2 separate regions of the Homo sapiens genome follow, and region 2 is linked to region 1. The links are chromatin contacts, found by Hi-C or POLR2A ChIA-PET in ENCODE. All regions are on one chromosome and are shown on one strand. The core of a region is the stretch at or near the end of the contact, and the rest is flanking DNA. Distances in the headings are between cores, read along the strand shown. Region 1 has its middle 8.0 kb from the start of RNF111. Region 2 overlaps MYO1E (myosin IE).

Region 1 (4,525 bases), core at 955-3,454:
GGGGGTGTGAAAAACAATAATAAAGTCTTGTGGGGTTTAAATGTTATAGAATTTCAGTAAATGGCCAAAATATCACAAATGGTATGTGTGTGTGTGGAGGGAGTGTATATAGTAGATTTTTTTTTTGTTTATGTTTTTGAGACAGTAGTCTTACTCTGGAGTGCAGTGGCACAATCATTGCTCACTGCAACCTCCACATCCCAGGCTCAAATGCTCCTCCCACCTCAGCCTCCCAAGTAGCTGGGACTACAGTTATGCACCACCACACACAGCTAATTTTAAAATTATTTGTAGACACAGGATTTCACCATGTTGCCCAGGCTGATCTTGAACTCCTGGGCTCAAGTGATCCACTTGCCTTGGCCTCCCAAAGTGCTGGGATTACAGGCATGAGCCACTGTGCCCAGCTGGTAAATATTTTAAAGCAATTTATGGATTCTTGATCAAGAGGATATTAAATGTAACAATACTAGATTTTAATAGGTAAGGATGAATGTGGTAATTGCTAAGGCAATCATTAAAAGAATAAAACAGAATATAACTGCAATGAGATGCTACTTCACACCCACTAGGATGTCTATAATTAAACAGACACACAATAATAAGTGTTGACAAGGATAGGAGAAATTGGAATCCTCATATAATGCTGATGAGAATGTAAAATGGTGCAATGCAGCCACTGTGGATCAGTTTGGCAGTTCCTCAAAAAGATAGTCATAGAATTACCATTTGACCCAGCTATTCCACTCATAGGTATATACCCATAAGAAATGAAAACAGGAACTCACACAGATACCTGTACATGAATGCTCATAGCAGCATTATTTATGATCATCAAAATATGGAAGCTTGAGTGTCCATCAATGGGTGAATGAATACATGATTTTAGAATTTTAGAATTCCTTTTCAGTTTTGGGACATTTTTATTTCTTTTTTTTTTTAATTTCTTTTTTCCATTTTCTTTGTTCTCCCTTGGAAGAACTTTTATTAGACTTTTTTTTTTCTTTTAAATGAGATGGGGCTCTCTCTGTGTTGCCCAGGCTGGCATCAAACTCCTGGGCTCAAGGAATCCTCCTTGATTATAGGTGTGTGCCACCGTACCTTGCTTCTATTAGATATTTTACTTCTAGGGTTGGACTTCTATCTCTCTTATCCTTTCCTTCACATTTATTTTTCTTTTTGTCTTATATGCTGGAATATTGTCTTTCTTTTATCTTTTAACCCTTCTACTGAATTTTAATTTCAGGAATCGTATTTTAATCTCTAAAGATTCTTTCTTCCTTTTTAAAAAATAACATCATTTTCCTATTGTAAGAATGCAGTATCATTTTTAATTTCTGAGGATATTAGAGAGTTTAAAATATTTTCCCTCTTATGTTTTTTGAATTATCTCCATTCTCTATTGTCATTTAAAAACCGTTTATCGGCTGGGCACAGTGGCTCATGCCTGTAATCCCAGCACTTTGGGAGGCTAAGGCAGGCGAATCACCTGAAGTCAGGAGTTCAAGACCAGCTTGAAACCTGGACTTGAAACCCTGTCTCTACTAAAAATACAAAAATTAGCCAGGTGTGGTGGTGTGCACCCGTAGTCCTAGCTACTCAGGAGGCTGAGGCAGGAGAATCACTTGAACCTGGGAAGTAGAAGCTGCAATGGGCCAAGATCACGCCACTGCACTCCAGCCTGGCAACAGAGTGAGACTCCATGCCAACAGAGTGAGACTCCATCTCAAAAAACAAAAACAAAAACAAACAATAAAAAAAAGTTTATGAAAACTAAATGTGGCTGGGCGCAGTAGCTTACACCTGTAATCCCAATGCTTTAGGAGGCCAAGGTGGGTGGATCACTTGAGGCCAGGAGTTCAAGACCAGCCTTGGCAACATAGCGAAACCCCATCTCTACTAGAAATACAAAAATTAGCTGGGCATGGTGGTGCACACCTGTAATCCCAACTACCCGGAAGGCTGAGGCAGGAGAGTCGCTTGAACCTGGGAGGTGGAGGTTGCAGTGAGCCGAGATGGCGCCATTGCACTCCAGCCTGGGCGACAGAGCAAGACCTTGTCTCAAAAAAAAACCAAAACCAAAACCAAGAAAACCCTAAGTGTGATGTCTGTGTGGAAGGGTGCTGCCTACCACCAGGCATGTGTGGGCAGGTGGGGCCTATACATCTTAGAATGTGAAGTATTTATCACTGCTTGTCTCACCAGCTGTTCTGGTTCTTCTCAATTACTTCAATGTGTTTCTTTACAGAACTCCCTGCTCCTGTTTTTAGCCTAGGACTTAAAAGCCTAGATGCCACATTTTCTTTATGTGGTGAGAGAGAGGTGAAAAGGTTTCACGGGATTGTGCCCAGAGAGACTTATGATTAATCTCCTCTGGTTTCATTTCTACATTTTACTGTTGGCCTCCCTTGCCTTTGGCCTGAGTCCATAGCCTGTCTTGTATTCTGCAAAGCATAGCAGCTTGCTTGTTGGTGCAGCCTTCTTTGACAGTAGTTAATGGTGTAGCTTTTTTTTTTTTGAGACGGAGTCTCGCTCTTGTTGCCCAGGCTGGAGTGCAATGGCTCCATCTTGGCTCACCGCAACCTCTGCCTCCCGGGTTCAAGCGATTCTTCTGGCTCAGTCCCCTGAGTAGCTGGGACTATAGGTGTGCACCACTACGCCCGGCTAATTTTGTATTTTTAGTAGAGATGGGATTTCACCATGTTGGTCAGGCTGGTCTTGGACTTCCCACCTCAGGTGATCCGCCGGCCTTGGCTTCCCAAAGTGCTGGGATTACAGGCGTGAGCCACCCTGCCCGGTCTGGTGTAGCTTTGATACTTTGCTATAACAATCACTAGTCCTCTGATTTTTATCTTTCAGATATTAGGTGGAATAACTTGCTTGCTAATGACCTTCTCCCATTTTCATTTGTGTTTTGTACGTTTTTAATTCCTTTCTCGTTTGTCAGGGTGATGTTGGGATGATAAACACCTGTGGCCAGTCTAGTCTGTTATCTGCTACTGAAAAAGAAAATTTCATTAAATAAAACAATATTTGCTGTATGAAGATTATCTTAAACGTACATCTTTGAGGAAAAAAATGCTAGAGCTTTACAGGTTTTGCAAAATGAACTTAATGTTGAGATGTTTAAGCAATTTTGATTCAGTAGGTGGCACTCTTTCCTAGTTTAACTCAATTCTAAATTGTGAACGGTTTGAAAATAGATTTTTCTTATCGGTATAATTTAAATAGATTGGGTTTCAGAGTTTCGTGATTGTCAACCTTAATCACTTGATATTTTCAGAATTTAAAAATACTTAAGCAAATTTTAAAATTAAGATATTAAACTAAAATCTCTAATATTTACAAATTTCTGTTGCATAATAGTGATTTATGTTCTGTCAAAAGTCAAAAATAATTACAATCTTATCAGAAGCCCTGACTGCTAAAGGTGTTTGGATTCAAGTTATCGAATAAATTTTTAAAATTCCCTTTTAGCACATGGGCACTTTCATTTTATTCTCTTTCTTCTTCTTCTTCTATATCTTTATCTCTGAACAGTCCCCCAATATATCAGTGTTTTTAATGTACTGTATAATAATTTTTTTCTTTCTTTTTTTTTTTTTGAAACATGGTCTCACTGTGTTGCCCTGGCTGGAGTGTAGTGGCTATTCACAGTCACGTTCATAGCACATTGCAGCCCTGAGTACCTGGGCTCCAGTGATCCTCCTGCCTCAGCCTCCTGAGAACAATGTACTATATAATCTTTCAACTGAGCAAAGCACAGTCTCTGCAATCCTGTAACTTAAAATCATAATCAAGTATTAGTTTGTGCAATTAAAACTAATACTAATGTAGTTTAGAGAAACTTTTAAATGATTTTGGAAAACTTTGCATGATCTGTAAATAATAACAAGCAAATGCATCAAAGTGTCTTTACTTCCTGTTCTGAATTTGCAACTAAGTAGCCAGTATGTAAATCACACTTGAAATTGTAATATAGCGTTCTCATAAATCTAATTAGGTCTGAAGCAAAATATGAAATGTTAGAACTTTAAGGCACTTTGGAGGTTATCCAGTCTAACTTTTCAATGATCAGAAACTTTTGTTTTTTTTGAGATAGGTCCCACTCTGTCACCCAGGCTGGAGTGCAGTGACGTGTTCATAGTTCACTGCAGCCTAAATCTCCCAGGCTCAAGTGATTCTCCTGTCTCAGCCTCCTGAGTAGCTGGGACTACAGGCACATGCCATAATGTCCTGCTAATTTTTTTGGATTTTTAGTAGAGATGGAGCCTCACTATTTTGCCCAGGCCGGTCTTGAACTCCTAGGTTCAAGTGATTGTCCCAACTTAGCCTCCCAAAGCACTTAGATTACAGATGTGAGTCCCTGCACCTGGCCAGAAACTTGTAATTGTAAAAAAGATTGCTAATAGAGGTGAGCGCATTAAAAATTCTGAATTTTAAAAGCGACATTGCAAAAGCATTTCAAGAGTTAACAACAACTTAATGAAAATGCTCACTGGTAAACCTCTGACTAACTTTAACC
Region 2 (4,110 bases), core at 1,428-3,927, 370 kb after region 1:
GTAATTATAGAATGTGGTACTAGCAACTGGTTTAGGAATAAAGAAAAGGATCAAGGAAACAGAAGAGGCTAGAAACATATGATAGATATGAATTTAACATAAGATAAAGGTGGCACTTCACAACAGGAGACAAAGAATGCACCAGTGAATAAATTATTTTTAAGACCACTAACCATGCATTTGGAAAAAATTATACCCCTCACACCAGAAAAGTAAATTTCGGGTGACATAAGGAGCTAAAATTTAAAAATACAAAAAAGTTCTAGAGAAAATATGTATGTAATTACATAATTTGGGGTTAAGGAAGACAATCTAGGAAAAGAAAAACACCCTGCTGCTTATGATCCAAGACCCACGTCATTTTCAATTCCACACAGCTGTAAAGCAGCGGCTCTCCTATCAGTTTTTCCACTGGAATCACCTGGAACCCTGGTGAAAAACAGATTTTGAAGCCTCATCCCAAACCTGCTGAATCACCTCCTCAGGTGGTTTTGATGCCTCGCCATGTTTTGGAGGCCTCTGGTCTAGGGTCAATGCCACAGTGGGGAGGAGGTAAGAGAATGCAGGTGGTAAAACTACCATAGCCTTGACAGCGATGAAACCCCCCAGGTGCTAGTCACACAAAGGCTTACCTTTTGTAAAGTCCCCTGGGAACTAGTTTCCTATTTATTCAAGTCAGCTGTATTAAATAATACCCTCCCTAACCAAAAACGCCAAAACCACAAAACTTCCTAAGTTACATGGTGTGTTGCAGCATGGCAAAAATACATCCTGATCAGTTTGCATTTGGTGTTGCATCAAATTATGGCATAGCCCACAATGCTTAAACATCCATCAACAGTGGCTCTCAACCTAGGCTGCTTTTAGGAACCATCCAGGAAGCTTTGAAAAGTAATACAGTTGTGTCTGAATCCTTTTGGTCTAGGATGGTGCCCAAGGGTTGTCATTTTTAAAAAGCACTACGGGTGAATTTTAGCTGGATAAAGACCATTGGCTATATGTCAGAAACAACTTCTGCTCCTTGGAGTTCAATATCATTTTTTTTTTTTTTGAGATGGAGTCTCACTCTGTTGCCCAAGCTGGAGGGCAATGGCACGATCACAGTTCACTGCAACCTCCGGCTCCCAGGTTCAAGTGATTCTCCTGCCTCAGCCTCTCGAGCAGCTGGGATTACAGGCATGCGCCACCATGCCCGGCCAATTTTGTATTTTTAGTAGAGATGGGGTTTCACCATGTTGGTCAGGCTGGTTTCAAACTCCTGACCTCAGGTGATCCGCCCACCTAGGCCTCCCAAAGTGCTGGGATTATAGGCGTGAGCCACCGCACGCAGCCGAGTTCAATATCTTAATGAGACACAAAAGCTTAAAGGGTCTAACACAAGGCAGAACATGATGCATGAGGTAAGAACATTTCAAACTAGGTGCCATGGACATATGGAAGAGGAAGGTGACTATCTGGGAAGGCTTGGGGGTCCAGGGGAGGGAATTTTGTTGAGCCTAGATCTAGAAACTGATCTAAGACTTGGACATGATGGAAGGACACCCAGGCAAGGGGAAAAAAGGGGATCATTTGAAACCTTATTAATAGTAATTATTAATTAGTAATTATTTCATTTTCCTCCCATAACTTCCCATATAAACATCTTAGGTATATATGCATATGCCTCCTATATTTTTTCTATTTGCAATTATAATTTTCTAATGATTTTGTCATACTGCATATGAAATGGATATAATTATGTCTTTAGCTTCTAGACAAGGCTGTGATTCCTCTAGCTCAGGGTTAAGGCAGAAAAGGGTGTCTTTCCTCCACTCCCAGTAATGCACTATTAGCAATCTACCATATAAAAAAGGGTAAACTGAACCCACTCTATTCAGAAAATTTCAACTCACAAACCTTCTTTAAATTACCCAGCGAGTTAGGGAGGAGGATGATGAGAAATCATCCTCATCCTTGCCAAGAATTTTTTCAAATAAGCAAACTATCCTGCCCAAATTCAGTGAATGCATTACTAATTAATTTCGTTCTGTGATGTCTGTTCTACATGATGATGATATAACTTTCTGCAAAACAAAAACTGAGGCACTCTACATCTGCCATCCATCCCTCCCCAAACTAGGAGATATGAAAGTTTGAGGCTGAGCAGGTCAAGCAGGGATGTGTCTGTTTTCTTGAACCATTTCTAACCTTACTCAATTATTTCCAACTGAAGCATTTCCTTAACAGGCAACATGCAACTCTTTCAAAGACAATCTATTAAAAGACTGGAGAGAAATGATATCATTTCCCTAAAATTTAGTGAGCCAGGACTTGAACAGGTTTGTTAGAAAAACACTAATGCGGTAACTCTATTATTGCCTCTAACTTTAGGGCGATGTGGTAGTCAGAAAGGAGGGGTGGCTAGAACAGAGCCTCAGCCACAACCAGGTTGTGGTGCGTTACATAGTCCCAATGGTGGTATCTAAGGCATTTTATAATTTTCTTATTAATTGTCAATACATCACCACTTGAATGAAAAGAGAATGGAAGCTATTCTTACTTCATTTTTTAACAAATGAAACTGAAGTACAGTTAAGTAATTTGTTCTACTCAGTTCCAGGAAACAATGTGGGGAGGAGGGCCTCCTTCCCTGATCACCAGGCAGGCTCCTGCCTTTCCTCAGGGTGGAAGAGATCCACTGCTGCTGTCTGCTGACTCACCTTCACACTCCAGCTAGAGGATACACTGACTCACAGTTTCATTACCTTCTATTCACCATGACTGTAGTCGTAGACACTCAGAAATGGGAGTTCCAAGAACTGAGCAGGAGAAGGAAAAGAATGTAGATGAAATTGAAAAGGATAAAGGGTACAGCCTCTATCATTGAATAAACCAGAAAAGACACAGGAGAATGTAGTGTCTGCCCTCAGAGACTACATGCATTACTGAGAGGAAAGTGGGGAGAGGAGGCCTGATCCACAGCTAACCATAATTCCCCAATATGAACTGCCAGATAACCAGGGAATGTCGAGAGTGTACAGGAATGTGGGAAGGCCAAAGGGAAAGATGGTGAATTCTGAAAAATATAAAGAAATGTAAATTATCTCTGATCTCAAGAGGCTTACAGTCTACTTGGGCTGTAAGAGACTGTGTGAAAACAGATAACAATGCAAGATGACATAGTTTAGTCACAAATAAATAACTCTATGGTAAGGGCCACAATTTGGAGAAGGGAATGATCTCCACGAGTTAAATCAGAGGCTTCCAGGAAATGAGTCTTTATTTGTTGTTGTTGTTGTTTGTTTGGTTGGTTGGTTTTTTGTTTTTTGTCTTTTTTGAGACGGAGTCTCGCTCTGTCACCCAGGCTGGCGTGCAGTGGCGCGATCTCGGCTCAATGCAAGCTCCGCCTCCCAGGTTCACGCCATTCTCCAGCCTCAGCCTCCAGAGTAGCTGGGACTACAGGCGTCCACCACCACGCCCAGCTAATTTTTTTGTGTATTTTTAGTAGACACAGGGTTTCACCGTGTTAGCCAGGATGGTCTCGATCTCCCGACCTCGTGATCGGCCCACCTCGGCCTCCCAAAGTGCTGGGATTACAGGTGTGAGCCACCGCACCCGGCCTTACTTGGTTTTTTAAGGATTCAGATGAACAGGAAAAAAGGGAAGGGAAATCTAGTCACAGGAAATGGCCTGACCAAGGAGTGTATTCTAGGCAGACTATAAAACATAAACCTGAGAATAAGTTCATTCGTTCATTCAATCAATATTTAGTGAAAATCCACTGTGTACAAGCACTGTGCTAGGAGCTAATAGCAGGAACAAGGCATGTAGGCTGCCCTCACGGAATTTATTTGAGAAGGACTACTGGAAAATAGAGTTGGATAAATGCAACCAGTAATTGGTTTAATTTAGACCGTAATGCATTTTGGTCTTTAGACTGTTCCCAGTAGGAACTGAGAGTTTTTGAGGAAGAGTGACAGATGCAAAGCCGTGTTACTAGAAGATGATTGCGCTGATGCTATTTCTGTGAATTACCGGGGGATAAGAGTGAAGACCACTTAAGAAACGCTTATAATGTTCCCAGTGTAAGACAATGCACATCCAAACTAGGGTGGCCACTGTGAAAAGGAA

The links. A loop is a pair of places that touch in the nucleus more often than their neighbours do. ChIA-PET counts read pairs that join two places held with the same protein, here RNA polymerase II (POLR2A). Pooled maps may share reads with other maps.
Region 2: a loop to region 1 is called in a pooled map, with 6 times the contacts of the local background. The contact joins two enhancer-like sites. A Hi-C loop is called at or near these places in 1 of 168 maps with a recorded cell type or tissue (esophagus muscularis mucosa) and 7 of 50 pooled maps. POLR2A ChIA-PET finds 5 or more read pairs at or near these places in 1 of 52 experiments (activated naive CD8-positive, alpha-beta T cell).

Annotation. Positions count from the first base shown.
Region 1 is chr15:58,977,392-58,981,916 of GRCh38, forward strand. No RefSeq gene overlaps it. Among named protein-coding and RNA genes, the nearest start is that of RNF111, 8.0 kb to the right of the region's middle. RefSeq lists enhancers at 1,997-2,096, 2,487-2,536. Within about 2 kb of position 2,205, at least 5 of the 41 ENCODE cell types and tissues checked have a DNase peak (open chromatin) inside an H3K27ac peak, as active enhancers do.
Region 2 is chr15:59,347,599-59,351,708 of GRCh38, forward strand. All of the region lies in intron 1 of MYO1E (myosin IE), which reads right to left. Among named protein-coding and RNA genes, the nearest start is that of MYO1E, 23 kb to the right of the region's middle. Within about 2 kb of position 2,678, at least 15 of the 41 ENCODE cell types and tissues checked have a DNase peak (open chromatin) inside an H3K27ac peak, as active enhancers do.